2 separate regions of the Homo sapiens genome follow, and region 2 is linked to region 1. A link is a loop called in an ENCODE intact Hi-C map of the cell type or tissue named here. Cell type or tissue: PC-3. All regions are shown on one strand. Each heading gives the region's core, and the rest is flanking DNA. Links, peaks and the distances in the headings are about the cores only.

The links. Peaks named below come from ENCODE experiments on the same cell type or tissue, not always from the same donor. Only the 100,000 strongest peaks of a DNase experiment are listed, where the experiment ranks them.
Region 2: a loop joins it to region 1, with 7 times the contacts of the local background. A loop is called at or near these places in 4 of 110 quality-filtered maps.

Annotation. Positions count from the first base shown.
Region 1 is chr2:199,975,789-199,984,161 of GRCh38, forward strand. All of the region lies in intron 2 of LOC124906112 (a long non-coding RNA gene), which reads right to left. Among named protein-coding and RNA genes, the nearest start is that of MAIP1, 24 kb to the left of the region's middle. RefSeq lists an enhancer at 4,074-4,604 and a silencer at 4,370-4,429. In PC-3, for the core only: CTCF peaks have their summits at 4,440 (motif pointing right) and 4,639; DNase peaks (open chromatin) are centred at 2,383 and 4,443; H3K4me3 peaks cover 642 bases; H3K27ac peaks cover 1,258 bases.
Region 2 is chr2:200,255,797-200,264,169 of GRCh38, forward strand. No RefSeq gene overlaps it. Among named protein-coding and RNA genes, the nearest start is that of SPATS2L, 47 kb to the right of the region's middle. In PC-3, for the core only: no CTCF peak of the experiment used is centred there; a DNase peak (open chromatin) is centred at 3,895; H3K4me3 peaks cover 1,621 bases; H3K27ac peaks cover 2,731 bases.

The DNA of each region.
Region 1 (8,373 bases), core at 2,040-6,039:
TTTCTTTCTTTGAGATAGGGTCTCACTCTGTCACCGAGGCTGGAGTACAGTGGTGCAATCACAGCTCACCAAGGCTCAGGTGATCTCCCAGGCTCAGGTGATCCTCCCACCTCAGCCTCCTGAGTAGCTGGGACTACAGGCACACACCACCACACCTGGCTAATTGTTTGCATTTTGTTTTGTTTTGTTTTGTAGAGATGGGATTTCACCATTTTGCCCAGGCTAATCTGTAACTCCTGGACTGAAGCAATTCACCCACCTTGGCCTCCCAAAATGCTGGGATTACAGGTGTGAGCCAACATGCCTGGCCTTGCTAAGCTAATTCTTACATAAAGTTTTTAATTTATTTTTAATTTTTGTGGGTACATAGCAGGTGAATATATGGATTACATGAGACATTTTGACACAGGCATGCAATGCATAATAATCACATCAGGGTAAATGAGGTATCAATCATCTCAAGCATTTATCCTTTGTGTTACAAATAATCCAATTATACTCCTTTAGTGTTTTCAAAATGTACAATTAAATTATTTTTTACTTTAGTCATTTTGTTGTGCTAGCAAATACTAGATCTTATTCATTCTTTCTAACTATTTTTTTTGTGCCCACCAACCATCCCCACTTTCCTATCACATCCCCACTTTCCTATCTCTGCCTTCATAGACTCTGGTAACCATCCTTCTACTCTCTATCTCCATGAGTTCAATTATTTTAATTTTTAGCTCCCACAAATAAGTGAGAACATGCAAAACTTACTTCTCTGTGCCTGGCTTATTTCACTTAACATAATGACCTCTAGTTCCATCCATCTTGTTACCAATGACAGGATCTCATTCTTTTTTATGGCTGAATAGTACTCCATTGTATATATGTACCATATTTTCTTTATCTGTTCATCTGCTGGTGGATACAGGTTGCTTCCAAATCTTGGCTATTGTGAATACTGCTGCAATAAATATGGAAGGGTAGATATCTCTTTGATATACTGATTTCCTTTCTTTTGGGTATATACCTATGGGTGGGATTGCTGGATCCTATGGTAGGATTTTTAGTTTTTTGAAAAACTTCCAAACTGTTCTCCATAGTGGTTGTACTAATATACAGTCCCACCAACAGTGTATAAGGCTTCTCTTTTCTCCACATCCTTGCTAGCATTTGTTATTGCCTGACTTTTGGATAAACGCCATTTTAACTGGGGTGAGATGGTATCTAATTGTAGTTTTGATTTGCATTTCTCTGATGATTAATGATGTTGAGCACCTTTTCATATGCCTGTTGGCCATTTGTGTGTCTTCTTTTGAGAAATGTCTATTCAGGTCTTTTGCCCATTTTTAATCAGATTATTAGTTTTTTTTTTTTCCTACAGAGTTGTTTGGGCTCCTTATATAATATATTCTGGTTATTAATTCCTTGTTAGATAGGTAGTTTGCAGACATTTTCTCCCATTCTGTGGGTTGTTCTTTGCTTTGTTGATTGTATCCTTTGCTGTGCAAAAGTTATTTAACTTGAAATGATCCCATTTGTCCATGTTTGCTTTGGTTGTCTGTGCTTGTGGGGTATTACATAAGAAATCATTGCCCAGACCAATATCCTGGAGAGCTTCCCCAATGTTTTATTGTAGTAGTTTCATAGTTTGAGGTCTTGGGTTTAAGTCTTTAGTTGATTTTGATTTGATTTTTGTATGTGGCAAGAGATAGGGGTCTGGTTTCACTCTTTTGCATATGGGTATCTCCTTTCCCAGCACCATTTATTGAAGAAATTATCATTTCTTCAATGTATGTTCGTGGCACCTTTGTCAAAAAATGAGTTCACTGTAGATGTGTGGACGTACCTCTGGGTTCTCTATTCTGTTTCACTGCTCTATGTGTCTGTTCCCGGGTAATTTAAAAAACTTAAATGAAGTAGAGCACCCAGAGAAAACTTTTTGATTTTAGAGCCATTGAAGGGTTGCTCCAAATGATAGGTCCAGATCTCTGACCCTCACATCGTGTTGTTTATACCACATACAGGTTCCTGTCTAGAGGACCCTGGATACAGTTTATCCCATCTTCAAAAGTAACCTCCTCCCCGCTTCCTTCCCTATTATAAACCTATCAGTTTATTGGACATTCTATCAAAATTTACTTGCTTAGTAAATTGCAACTCTGGCTCACTTTTATGTGAGATGTAGTCATGGTTATCCTGTGACTATTATTCTACTCTCTCACTAGTAATACCTTAGATGAGATGTAGGCAAAGAATCCTGTGGTACTTTTTACCTTCATGTAAAGAAATTCACCAAGACCAGTGCAAGAATTAGATGGTGATTTCCTTTTATGACTCATCCCCTAGCTTCTGACTTTTTAAGTGCAGAGTGGCTATGGACAAAGTTCATGGGTTTAAGAGAACACCCTGCCTGCCCTTCCCACCACCCCCATCCTGGCATTACTGGTTTTCAAAATGTGCATTGCAGTCTTACATCTGACTCAGGGCAGCTGAAATGCTTCAACAGTGCAAAATGAAACTGCTCTGTCTCCTTTCTTATGATACCACATCTGAATAATCCCCTATACTGCAGAGAAAAGAAAGACATAATGTGGTTTTATCTCAAACCAGAAGTAAGCAAATCAATAATTGACCATATTAACTAACTCAGTGCTGGGAAAGAGACTTCTTGTTATTACTCCTTAAAGCAAAACAGAAACAAAAAGTAAACAACTTTAAAACCAATGTAAAATTATACCACATTTAAAAAATCACATATTTTAGTTATAGTCAATTACTTTGAGACATTTTTTTTTCCTGAGGGAATACACCAAGAAGTAGCCTCGTCCAAAGGAAGCCATTCTTTGGGGCCTTATTGGAATTTTATTTGACTCTCTCCCTCCCTCCCACTACTCTAATTTCCTATTCTTTCTGTTCCTCAGTCATATCAAAGTTGCCCTTCCCCTGACACTTTTGCAGGAACTGCTCCCTCTGCCAGCTGTGCTCTTTGCTCAGATCTTCAATGGCTGATCACTTTCTGACAGTCAGGTTATAGTTTAAATGCCACCTCCTCTAAGAAGGCTTTCCTGACCATTCCATCCAAAGCAACCACATCCATTACTCTCTCCTGCCACCCTGTTTTATTTTACTACAGCATTTATTATCATCTAATAGTTCATTTTTTATTTTTTATTGTCTGCACCTTCTCCTCAATTAGAGTTTCAATTTAGCACCTCCTTATGTCTGGCAAAATAGTCTCTACTTCACTGGTGTTCAGTTTTGGGCAGGCTTTCTCTGTCTTGGATTACTGACATTTGGGACCACACAAACCTTCACTGTGGGGAGGCTATGCTGTGCATTCTAGGATGTTTTACAATATCTCTGGCCTCTATTCATTAGATGCATTTTTGGTGGTGACAACCAAAATGTCTCCAGATACTGTCAAAGTTCCCTAGGAGACAAAATTGCATGTGGTTGAGAGGTACTGGTTTAGGCTGTTAGCTGCTGTGTAGCTGCTATGGTTGTCAGGAGACAACATTGTCTTAGAGTAGTAATAGCTATCATTTGTTGAATGCCTACAGGTATTGAGCACTGTTCTACAGGCTTAACATTTAGTATTTACTATTTAATAAAGTAATAGTAACTTTAGTAAAATAATAGTAAACATTTAGTCTTTACTATTATCCTCATTTTACAGATTGGGAAACTGAGGCACATGATTACTTGCTTAAGTTCACACCGTTAGTAAGTGGGGAAGTCCGGAATTCAAACCAGGCTCCAGAACTCTATGCTAACAGGAGTGGGCAGTGCTGTGGGATTCTCACTGCCGTGTCCCTGGTGGCAGAGACTGGACAGCAAATGGGCTCCCTACCCACTCAAACCCACACAGTTGTTTGCTCAGAGTGACCATGGGCAAGTGACGACTTTCCTCTCTGAGCCTCAGTTACCTCTGTAAATAGTAGTAACAATAATAATAAATTCCATGTAGAGTTGCTTTAGGAACTCAGTGCAATAGCCTAAGCGAAAATAGCAGGTTTCTGGCACATAGTAAGTTCTGAATTCATTTCCTCTCTCCTTCCTTTCCTCTTGGCTCCAAGCTCCAAGCACTGAAAGCAGATCCTAAAGACCTTGGTCAGACAGCGCATTGGGAAATCTAACCTTTCAGCAATCTGCGGAGCCGCCCTGCTGTTGACCAGAAGCAGGGGAAGCAGCCCCCTTAGCAATAGCCTGCCGGGTTAGCAATCTTGTTCTCCTGTGCTAATAACCAACAGCACAAGTCATCAGCACTTTCCCGTTAAGCCAAAAGGGGCTTTTAAATCTATGCTGATTAGATGCCCCTGGGCCTCGCTGACAAGTAGTCTTCCTTTCTCCATTTCTTGATGTGAGTCAGTGAATTAATTGCCTGACCTATTGTTTTCTAACACGGCAAATTAAATGAATTTTCGGGTGAATAGCCCAAGCCTTTTGGCCTGCAGGGGGCGTCCTTTGCAAACATAAATCTGTTGGTGCTCAGGCTAGCTGGTAGAGCCCCATCAAAAATTGGATGCCTTTGAAAAGTTTGCTTAGAGCAGGGGTTCTAAATTTGGTGCGCACAAATCTCCATGGATAAAATTCTGTGAACTTGGATGGGAAAAACGCTATATGTTTATTTTCACTAAGCTCCAACTGAAATTTAGCATTTTCTTCAATTATGAATATAGGCAACAAATTACAGATATTTACAGATTCCACTACGGTTGTTGCAGATATCTTGAAATACCATTTACATCTCATGACTTCAAAATTACAGTAGCTATAGGACTACTGCTGGATCTTGTCATTTAATGTATTAATAAAAAAGCACATACAGAATTATATCACAAATTTGTTTTTGTTGTTGATATTTTAATAACTGTCTTTTGATATCATTGGTTTGCCTTGTAATCTTATGTATTTAGTTTTATTAAGTTTAAGACATTATTTTGAGAAGGAGCCCATGGATTTCCCCAGACTGGCAAAAGGGCTCATGGTACCAAAAAAAAAAAAAAAATTAACACCTGGCTGAGAGGCCAATAGGACTGGAGAAAAGAAGTCAGTCTTAAAGGGAATCTTTGTGCTCAATAATTTTAGTCATGACTCAATTCTTGCCCTTCCATCTTTTCCAGTGACATAAACATGTCCCACACTTATATTAAAACTATTAACCCCTCGTAGACTTTGGCTTAGACAAAGACTTCACAACCAAGAGCCCAAAAGCAAATGTAACAAAAACAAAGATAAGTGGAACTTAATTAAGCAAAAAGCCTTCCGCACAGCAAAATAAATAATCAGCAGAGTTCACAGACAACCCACAGAGTGGGAGAAAATACTCACAATCTATATATCTGACAAAGGACTAGTATCCAGAATCTACAAATAATTCAAACAAATCAGCAAGTAAAAAGCCAAACAATCCCATCAAAAAGTGGGATAAAGACATAAATAGACAATTCTCAAAAGAAGATACACAAATGGCTGGCAAGCATATGGAAAAATGCTCAACATCACTAATTATCAGGGAAATGTAAATTGAAACTACAATGTGATACCACTTTACTTCTGCAAGAATGGCCATAATTAAAAAATAATAGATGTTAGCATGGATGTGGTGAAAAGGGAACAGTTTTACACTGTTGGTGGGATTGTAAACTAGTACAACCACCATGGAAAACAGTGTGGAGATTCTGTGAAGAACTAAAAGTGGATCTACCGTTTAATTCAGCAATCCCACTACTAGGTATCTACCCAGAGGAAAATAAGTCATTATATAAAAAGATACTTGCACACACGTTTACAGCAGTACAATTTGCAATTGCAAAATATGGAACCAGCCCAAGTGCCCATCAATCAACGAGTACATAAAGACACTCTGGTATATACCAGAGTGTCTTTATGTACTCGTTGATATATATATATGTACATATATATATATATACACACACACATATATATCAACGAGTAAATATCAACACATATATATATGATGGAATACTACTCAGCCATAAAAAGGAATGAAATAATGGCATTTGCAGCAACCTGGATGGAACTGGAGACTAATATTCTAAGTGAAGTAACTCAGGAATGGAAAACCAAACATCGTTATGTTCTCACTCATATGTGGGAGCTAAGCTATGAGGACTCAAAGGCATAAGAATGATACCTTGGACTTCGGGGACTCTGGGGAAAGGATGAGGGATGGTGAAGAATAAAAGACTACACACTGGATACAGTGTACACTGCTGGGGTGATGGGTGCACCAAAAGCTCAGAAATCACCACTAAAGAATTTATTCATGGAACCAAATACTCCCTGTTCCCCCCAAACCTACTGAAATCAAAAAATAAAAAATTTTCAAAAGCTATTAGCCATGATGCTTGGCAGTGTGCAATTTACAACATCAGGGTAGAATTTTGGTGTATTCAGAATTATGTTGACTGACTAAATTTTAGCACATCCAGGATGCCTGTCATCCTGGCCTTGGGAAGGAGAGGCCCAGCGTTTCCAGCTGCTTTTACAATTTTTGTTATGCTTGATTGACTTCCAGGGCTCGGGAATCTTCTGAAAGCCTAGGAGTTTCTGTGCAGGCTCAGCACTGAGATTTATTGCTTTTCAGCAAGAAGGTCTAGCATTCTGAGAGTGTTCCTTCTAGAATCTACTCTTCTCCCACTCCCTCAAGAAAAACTCTGAAATATCTATAGACAGAGAGGAAGAATTGGAAACTTACACATAGTTTCTTTCTGCATATTCCTATTTCTTTTCTCTTAGGGAAGTGGGACCACCCTATGGGGACAGGACCAGACTGTGCCAGACTGCGCCAGGGTGAGGTGTCCAGGTTTCCTGACCAACCCTGCTTGCTTATCCAGGCCTTGGCATCTGAGGGCACAGGAGCCGGGCAAGCCCAGGCAAGGACTGTCCCCTTAGCCCTTTCTTCCCCCCCTCTCTCAGGCTCCTCCTTTCTCTCCGCTGGGTCTTTATGCTGCTCCCTCCTCATCTACTCCTCAGGCCTGCCTTTCCACTCCCAAATCCAACCTTTTCCTTCCATTCCCTGGAAAAACAATCATGATCCCTGCAGCAGCAATAATAACAAAACAAAAGCCACTCCCTTTATTTATTAAAAACCCCTAATGTGCAGGTAATATGTGTGGCACTTCAACTGCACCTTCTCATTAACCCCTTTAATCAGCTCTTGTGGGTTGATGGTGTCTGCCAAGATTCATGTTCACCTGGCAACTCAGAATTTGACCTTATTTGGGCCTTTGCAGAAGTAATTACTTAAGGATCAAGAAGAAATCACTGTGGAGTAGGGTGGGCCCTAAATCCAATGACTGGTGATGTTTTAAGAAGAGGATAGAGCACAGAGACACAGAGAGAAGACCATGTGAAGACAGAGGCAGAGATTGGCGTTAAGCACCCATAAGCCAAGGAGTGCCTGGAGCCTCCTTGTAACAGACAAAGAAGGATTCTTCCTTAGATCCTTTAGGGGGAACATGGCCGTGCTGATACTTTGATTTCAGACTTCCGGCCTCCAGAACTATGAGAGAAAAAGTTCCTGTTGCTTTAGAACTTTTATTGTTTTACGTTTGTGGTACTTTGTTAAGACATCCATAGGAAACCAATAGCCATGCCTCCTAGATGCACTAAAATTTAGTCAGTCAACATAATTCTGAATACACTAAAATTTTATCCAGATGTTGTAAATTGCACTGCCAAGCATCATGGCTAATAGTTTCATCAGCCAATAAGATGGGCATTATTACCCCTGTTTGTTCAATGAAGAAACCCAGACAAAATGTGTAATACCTGCAAAGATTTGCATATCCAGTGAGGGCTGTGGGATTGTAACCCTGATCTAAGTAACCCCATCTCCTTCCAATCTCCCTTCAACAGTGCTGGATTCAATTAACTGTTGACTTTGTTGATTAAAGTAATTCATATTCAAATTTGAGGAGGTATTGAATAATACCGTTGGTAGCTGTGTTGTAGAGGAGTGTAGAATTCCCTAAGACCTTCTGGCATATCTGAAGAAGGGAAGGGTTGAAATAGGAGCAGCTCTCTCTGCTGTTTCTGCTTAACAACTCTTAGAGAAAATTAGCAGGAATCTGCATCATACCAGTCCCATTCCCTGGGAAGGTTTGCTCTCCTCCCTTCACTTTCATTCCTCTCCAGGCTAATTTAGGGGGTTCTACAGATGTTCAAAATGATGAATTAAGATCATTCTCTGAGGCAGGCTTCTTGTCATTGCCATAAGCCATCAATTTCCCAGCAGATTATATTAGGAACATTTTTATAAGCCCAAAATGGCATTATAAAAGTGTGGTAAAGTTATTTGTTGGTGGAGAACAGAGAGGACTTGCTTTTGCCCAGGAGGACTTTCTTCCCCCGCTGCAT
Region 2 (8,373 bases), core at 1,597-5,596, 280 kb after region 1:
TCATAAGTGTAGCACAATCCAAGTTCTCATTTCAGAAATCTTGGCTAGGCACAGTGCCTGGGTTGGGTGCAGTGGCTCATGCCTGTAATCCCAACACTTTGGGAGGCCAAGGCGGGTGTATCACCCAAGGTTAGGAGTTCAAGGCTAGCCTAGCAAATGTGGTGAAACCCTGTCTCTACTAAAAATACAAAAATTAGCTAGAGGTGGTGCTGCATGTCTGTAATCCCAGCTACTCAGTAGGCTGAACCAGGAGAATCGCTTGAACCCAGGAGGCAGAGGTTGCAGTGACCAGAGATCGTGCCTGTGCACTCTAGCCTAGGTGACAAAGCAAGACTCTGTTTCAAAAAAAAAGAAAAGAAAAGAAAAAAGAAAATCTTCATCATGCTTAAGCTTTTCTCTATTACATCTACTTCCAATTCCCTCTTAAAAAAGAAAAGTGAAGGAAAACTAAGTTTCTGGAGTTCTTCATATCTGTACCTAGAACAGGAGGTTTCCTGCTCGCCTCTAGCAAGAAAACAAGATGCTGCCACAGATTTCAACTCAACTTGTTTTTCGTGGTCAGAAGAAATTCAAACATGATTATTAAAATAAAGATTTCAAGTGGAAAAAACAATAATGCTGAGCAACTGTGGGTTTAATCCCACCTCCTCCATGTGACACAGACCTGCCTTCAGTTTGTCCTCCAGCCCCCAGCCCCCCAGAAGACGAGGGGGTATCTACAGACCCACTTTATTTGGCTGGTGTCCATAATATGGACATCTGAGCCATTATGGCCAGCCCTCCCTTTTATTTCACCTCAGATATATTCTTCAGGCTTCAAGGGTCATGCATTTGAATGCGCGCCGCTGATACACCTGTTGGTTGCCCAAAGGTAATTTGTGCCATTCAGTGCAATCAGTTCACTGAGAAGTAGCTTTGTAATCAGCATAATGGTCCTCCAAAAATCCCACAGACCAAGGAAGGGTCAGGCCATGTAATTGAAGAGGATGCAGACTTGGGAGATTCACAGGAACTGAAGAATGACCTTGTTTTTGGTGAACTAGGGTCGATATCTACTTTGATCCTATAAATAAATCTATTTCTAAATCTATGCAATGCCCATAAATATTATAGATTGTTTCTGATGAAGTCAGAGAGAGAGGCAGAGAGAGAAAGAAGACAGAATAAAATGCTTTGCTATTAAGGATGATAAAAGGTATATTTATGGTCTTTCTCAGGAGATGTTTTTGGGTGCTTTTTCCTTTTTCTGTATTTATCAGGATAGATGCACTATGAAAAAATAATGCAATACATAAATTCTAGTTATATTAGCATAAAAATGAAAAGTAATCACAGAAAATGATTACAGTATAAGTATGCTTATAAATTCAATGTTTTTCTTTGTAAAAGATGTGGTGCATGATTTCCAGTGGAAAAAAACAACATGTTTATTTCATACCTTAAAGTGGACTTTTTTTTAACATAAAAAAGGGAAGAATACCTAGGATGCTTAAGGTAAGTTAATATAATTACAATTAGCCTGAGCAACTCTCCCTACTGCTCTGAAGCACTCACTAACATTTAACAGAAATGCCAGGTCTGATGGGCTAGAAAATGAGAATAGTAATATTCATGCTTGCTCTGCCCATCCCACAGGGTTATTCTAGAAGATAAAATGAGCCAGTAGTGTGTGTAATGCAGGTCCAACTCAGCACCAGCACAGAGACTTTTCTTTCCCTTCTATCCCAGCACTCTGGTCATCAAGACCCAACACCATCTGTGTGTGGAATGAGGGGTACAAGCGTCAAGTCATTGAAAAGGATTCGCATCCACACAAGAGTTTGGATGAAGCTTAGCAAAGCCTCAGAGATGTGCCAGCTTTCTTCCAATGGGCAATCCAGAAGCCCTGTGCAGGCAGCTGTGGATGGAAGGAATATTCCCCGGGTGCTGAGCCAACAGCTAACATGTCTCCTACTCCAGACTGACCTGTGGCGCCACCTCGTAGTGTGACAGTGAGAGGAAATAAAAGATCAGCATTTTTAAGATTTCATCTAGAAAAAGATGTACACTTTTGTCCCTTCAGTTTCTCCCTCTCCCCCACTTTATCAATGGCCTTCTTTCATTACTGGCCCAGTTTCCAGGTTCCCTGAGGCAGAATCGGGTAAATGGATAAGACAAAAACAAGATCAGAAAGGTGAAAGGCAGTCGGGAGGCGCCCTGAGGACTAGGGCCACCGAGGCTGAGACTTGGAGAAGAGAGCTGATCAGAAAGTGAAGAGGAGCCATCAAGAAAGGGAGAAGCTCTGGATCGCCTGGTGAGGAACCGAGTCCCTCAAAGACGTTTCTACAGGTTGTAAACTGAATCACAAAGTAAAATCATGGGATCACTGGAAGATAAAAGTTCTTTCAAAAATGCAATTAAAGATGTGAATGGCTCTTTGATTGCTTTTGGATGCTAGACTGAGTTTCTTTGGATGATACACTGAGCAGCCCTGGGCCACGGGAGGCTGTGGTGTTTGTTCAGGTGTTTATTCAGGCTCTCTGGCCAGGGTGTCTTTTCATGGCCTCTACATTGTCTGAATGGTAACATTTCACTGACAAAACTCAAACGATCACTCTAGTAAGATTTTAGTAATGAGGCCTACCTAATGTGCCCCCAAAAATTCCTATAACACAGCTAGAAACTCTTTCAGATCCCCACAATGGTGTGGAAGGCAAAATATTCTGTTTTCTGCATGAAAGTGGGGGTTTCTCAGGATACAAAGTGCAAGATAAGCCAGTAGAAATTAATATGGTACTCATGAGTCTTCTTTATTTCCAGGTACAACCATAGACTTTTTTAAACTTTAGCTAAGTCGTCCTTTATACTTCTCCCAAGGATATAGTAAGAGAATATGTTAGATTACCATTTGTATCTGCAGCAATTGTGCCATATTGAACATTTTATTACAATAAGCAATATTATCACAAGGCTGGTGTATCAGGGTTCTGGACACCTCATGGCCCCGTCAAGTTGTCACATAAAATTAACCATCACAGCTGGATTTATAAAATTATAAATAAAGCCGTATTCTCATTCTATAGAATACAGCGTAAGACACACCTCTGCTTGTTAGCCTGAGAACCAACCAGGAATTCATCTTTTGGGGCAAGGGCATACCTGGAGTTGAGGGATTCCCCTCACAGATATTTTCCTGTCTCTTCTGAAGGGCCAGTCTTCTCGGGAGTTGAAGTGAGTGGTTGCTAAGTGTGGAGTCAGCAGTAGACTGGGAACAGGAGGGCAGAGGGCCTGGCAAGAGCCCATGGGGGTTTCCCGGGGTTTCCAAAGAGGCTTCCAGTTGGGTGTCCACCAGATCACACCCACAGAAACCACTTCTTCCCTCCAGAAACTTCCCAGACCTCTTACCACCACACAAGGGATTTAAGAACTGAACAATCTTTTGGGGATGTCCAGTAAAGGGAATGGTGAGGCGGCTCCAAAAGGAAACAAAGGGAGTGTTTAGCTGGTTGGTGAGCTCAGGTATCAGTCCCAGAGAGCCGATTTCTCTGCTTTGCTTTGTCTGTTAGTACTCATTTTGCTTTGCAACCAGAAACACATTTCAGTTTGAAATTGTACCCAGGCTGCACCCTCCCTCTCCGACGTTAGGGTGCACCCACTCTTCTCAGGCCCAATCAGGCAGCGATGTGCCTTGCATCCAGACAAGGAGTAAATATCATTCTGGAGCCCTCAGTGAATATCATTCTGGAGTAATAGCTTCTTCATAATAAGGACTTACAAGTAACTCATTACCTCCTCACCAGCCAAAAATACTCATTTCTCCAGGGCACATCTACAAGACGGTAAGTAAATACGGGAGGAAAGAAGTGCTTTACAAGGACATACGCATTAATTTCTTTTCATGGAAACCGGTTTGACAAACTGATAGTTCTGCCCTGATTCTTCAGTGGGTGCATTCCTGGTTGATTAACTCTCAAAACAAACAAGATGTTGGCATGCTAACTAGTTGCCCGGTCCCCAAGGTAGAACTAATTTCTCTTTCTCTCTTTATTGCTTGGCATGCATTGTACATCTCTTCTGGTTATAGGTCTTGTGGTGTAATTATTTAGGTACACATCTTATCTTCCTCACTATGTTGTAAGCTCCTTGATCTTTGTGATGATTCATCTTTACACCTTGCACAGCACTTAGTACAGGGCTTCCCTTTCAGTAATCGCTCTATAAATATAAGCAATGTAAAGATAATGTGTATTTGCCATGCAAAAGCCAATTCATACATACTGAGCAGCCTTTAAGTACCCAGCATCGTGCTGTCCCTGTGAAAGGACATGGTTTCCAACAAGCAGAGAGACACTTGTAACAACATGGATGAACCCGAGGATGTTATGCTAAGTGAAATAAGCCAGACACAAAAAGAAAAATACTATATGATCGCATGTAAATGCAGAACCTTTTTCTAATAAAAACAGTTGAATAAATAGAAACAGAGTCAAATGGTAGTTACCAGGGGCAGAAAGGGAGAGGAGATTGGGAGAAATAGGTCAAAGAGTACAAATTTGCAATTATGTAGGATGAATAAGTCTGTAGATGTAATGTACAGCATGAAGACTACAGTTACAAATATTGTATTATATACCAAAAGTTTGCTAAGAGAGTAGATTTTAGCTGCTGTTAACACACAGACACACAAAAGGTAACTATGGAAGATGATGGATTTGTTTGACTATAGTAATTATTTCACTGATTATATGTGTATCAAAATATGTTGTGTACCTTAAATATATACAATAAGAAATACATTTTTAAATAAATAAAATATGATCATTCTAGTGAAATGACAGTTACTTGCACACAGAACAACTAGATATTACATGTAGACATTATTAGTGAGATACGTTCTGTTTCAGTTAGTGTTTTCTTGAGTTTAGTGCAAAGATAAATACTAAAAATTATTCAAAATAAGGGATCCAATATTATACAATACATAGGCTCTAAAAATATTCCTGTAGTGCACTGAGAAGTACCAATATATGTGTAGGAAAATAAGTTAGCAAATATAACTTAACAAGCAAGATAATTCTATTTTGGTAGAAACTATATTCATTAAGAATGAGGGTTTTAACCTGATTTTAAAGTTCTTTTATAAGACAAGCAATAATAGCAGGAAAAACCCTTTTAGAAACTTTACATGTTTAAAAAAAAACACAAGCAAGGTTAGGAGGAATAAAAACTCCAAAAAAAGGATAAATATGTGTGGAAGGGGTAGTATTACCAGATATTAAAATATATTATAAAGCCTCTATAATTAAAACTGTGTGGATTTGGTACATGAAGAGATTGATGACACACCAGTGGAAAGAAACAGAAAATGTAGAAATCGAATTAGTTTCATGTAAGAATTTAAAGTTTGATAAACTTGGCGTCTCAAATCAGTGAGGGAAAATGTATGTTTTAGAAAATGGTAAAGGATAACCGGAGAATGACAAGGATTAATGTAAAATTGCATCCATTCCTCACACCACATACCAGGATAAATTCCAGATAGATAGGAGACTTAAACATAAAAAATAAAATCATATAATAAGTAGAAGAAAACATTGGTGAATTTTAATCTGGGAGTGGAAAAACTTTCCTAACTACAACTCAAATATCTAGGAACAATGAGGGAAAAGGATTGATATTTGATATTTTTCTAAATAAATAAAATAAGATTATGCTAGTGAAATGAAAGTTACTTATACACAGAACAACCAGATATTACATGTAGAGGTTATCAGTGAGATACCTTCTGTTAGTATCTTTTCCAGTTTAGTGTAGAAACAAACAGGGATCTGTGTCTTTGCCCAAATCTCATGTTGAACTATAATCCCCAAGGTTGGAGATGGGGCTTGGTGGGAGGTGAATGAACCATGGAGGTAGATTTCCCATTTGGGACTGTGTCATGATAGTGAGTGAGTTCTCATGAGATCTGGTTGTTTAAAAGTTTGTAGCACCTCCTCCCATCTCTCCCTTCCTCCTGCTCTGACCATGTGAAGTGCCGCTAACTACTTTGCCTTATGCCCCGATTGTAAGTTCCCTGAAGCCTCCCCAGAAGCTGATGCCACCACGCTTACTGTACAGCCTGCAGAACCATGAGTCAATTAAACCTCTTTTCTTATAAATTACCCAGTCTCAGGTATTTCTTTAGAAATTAGAACATACTAATACAGGGAATTAGTACTAAGGAGTGAGGCATTGCTAAAAAGATACCTGAAAATGTGGAAGCAACTTCGGAACTGCATAACGGGCAAAGGTTGGAAGAGCGTGGAGAGCTCAGAAGAAGATAGGAAAATGAGAGAAAGTTTAGAACTGCCTAGAGACTGGTTAAATGGTCATGACCAAAATTCTGGTAGTGATATGAACAATGAAGGCCAGGCTAAGGAGGGTTCAGATGGAAAAGAGAAACTTCCTGGGAACTGGAGCAAAGGTAACTTTTGTTATGTGTTAGCAAACAGCCTGGCTGCATCATGCCCCTGCCCTAGGGATCTATGGAACTTTGAACTTGAGAGTGATGATTTTGAGTATATGGTGGAAGAAATTTCTAAGCAGCAAAGTGTTCAAGATGTGGGCTGGCTACTTCTAACAACCTATGCTTATATGTATGAGCAAAGAAATGATGTGAAATTGGAACTTATATTTAAAATGGAAGCAGAGTGTAAAAGTTTGGAAAACTGGCAGCCTAGGCATGTGGTGGGAAAAAGAGCCTATTTGAGGGGGAGGAATTCAAGATGACTGCAGAAATTTACATAAGTAAAAGGGAACCAAATGCTAATAGCAGAGACACGGCGGGGTGGGGGGGCGGGGGAAGGTCTCAAAGGCATTTCAGAGACCTTTGTGACAGCTCCTCCCATCACAGGCCTAGAGACCTAGGAGGGAAGAATGGTTTTATGGCCAGGCCCAAGGCCCCACAGCCCCATGCAGCCTCAGGACACTGCTCCCTGCATCCCAGTCACTCCAGCTCTAGCCATGGCTCAAAGGAACCCAGGTAGACAGCTCAGCCATAGCTTCAAAGAGTGCTAGCTGTAAGCCTTGGCAGGTTCCATGTGGTGTTAAGCCTGTGAGTGCACAGAATGCAAGAGTTGAGGCTTAGGAGCCTCTGCCTAGATTTCAGAGGATGTATGAAGCCTGCTGCAGAGGTGGAACCCTCATGGAGAGCCTCTAATAGGGAAGTGCAGTGGGGAAATGTGGGACTGGAGCCCCCACACAGAGTCCCCACTGAGGCACTGCCTAGTAGACCTATGAGAAGAGAATCACCATCTTCCACACCCCAGAATGGTAGATCCACCAGCAGCTTGCACCATGCACCTAGAAAAACCACAGGTACTCAACACCAGCCCGTGAGAGAGGCTGTAGGGGCTGAACCCTGCAAAGCCACAGGATTAGAGCTGCCCAAAGCCTTAGGAGCCCATCCCTTGCACCAGTGTGCCCTGGATGTGAGACATAGAGTCAAAGGAGATTATTTTGAATCTTTAACATTTAATCACTGACCTGCTGGGTTTTGGACTTGCATAGGACCTATAGCCCCTTTCTTTTAGCTCATTTCTCCCTTTTGGAATAGGAATATTTACTCAATGCATACACCCCCATTGTATCTTGGGAGTAACTAGCTTGTTTTTTTTATTTTACAGGTTTATAGGTGGAAGGGACTAACCTTGTCTCAGATGAGACTTTGGACTTTGGACTTTGAGTTAATGCTGGAATGAGTTAAGACTTTGGAGGAGTGTTGAGAAGGGATGATTGTATTTTGCAATGTGAGAAAGACATGAGATGTGGAATGATATGGTTTGGATCTGCGTCCCCACCCAAATCTCATGTCAAATTGCATTCCCCAATGTTGGAGGTGGGGCCTGGTGGGAGATGAGTGGATCATGGGGTGGATTTCCCCCTTGGTATTGTGTCATGATGGCTAGTGAGTTCTTGTATGATGTATTGTTTAAAGGTGTGTAGCACCACCACCACCACCCCTTCCTCCTGCTCCTGCCATGCAAGTCACCTGCTCCCGCTTTGCCTTACATCCTAATTGTAAGTTCCCTGAGGCCTCCACAAAAGCAGATGTTGCCATGCTTTCTGTATAACTTGCAGAACCATGAGCCAGTTAAACATCTTTTCTTTATAGATTACTCAGTCTCAGGTATTTCTTTATAGCAGTGCAAGAATGGACTAATACAATGTATTTGACTATATATAATAAAAGAAACTCTGCCAGGCGCAGTGGCTCATGCCTGTAATCCCAGCACTTTGGGAGGCCAAGGCAAGTGGATCACTTGAGGCCAGGAGTTTGAAACCAGCCAGGCCAACATTGCAAAACGCTGACTCTACTAAAAATGCAAAAATTAGCCAGGAGTGGTTGTGCATGTC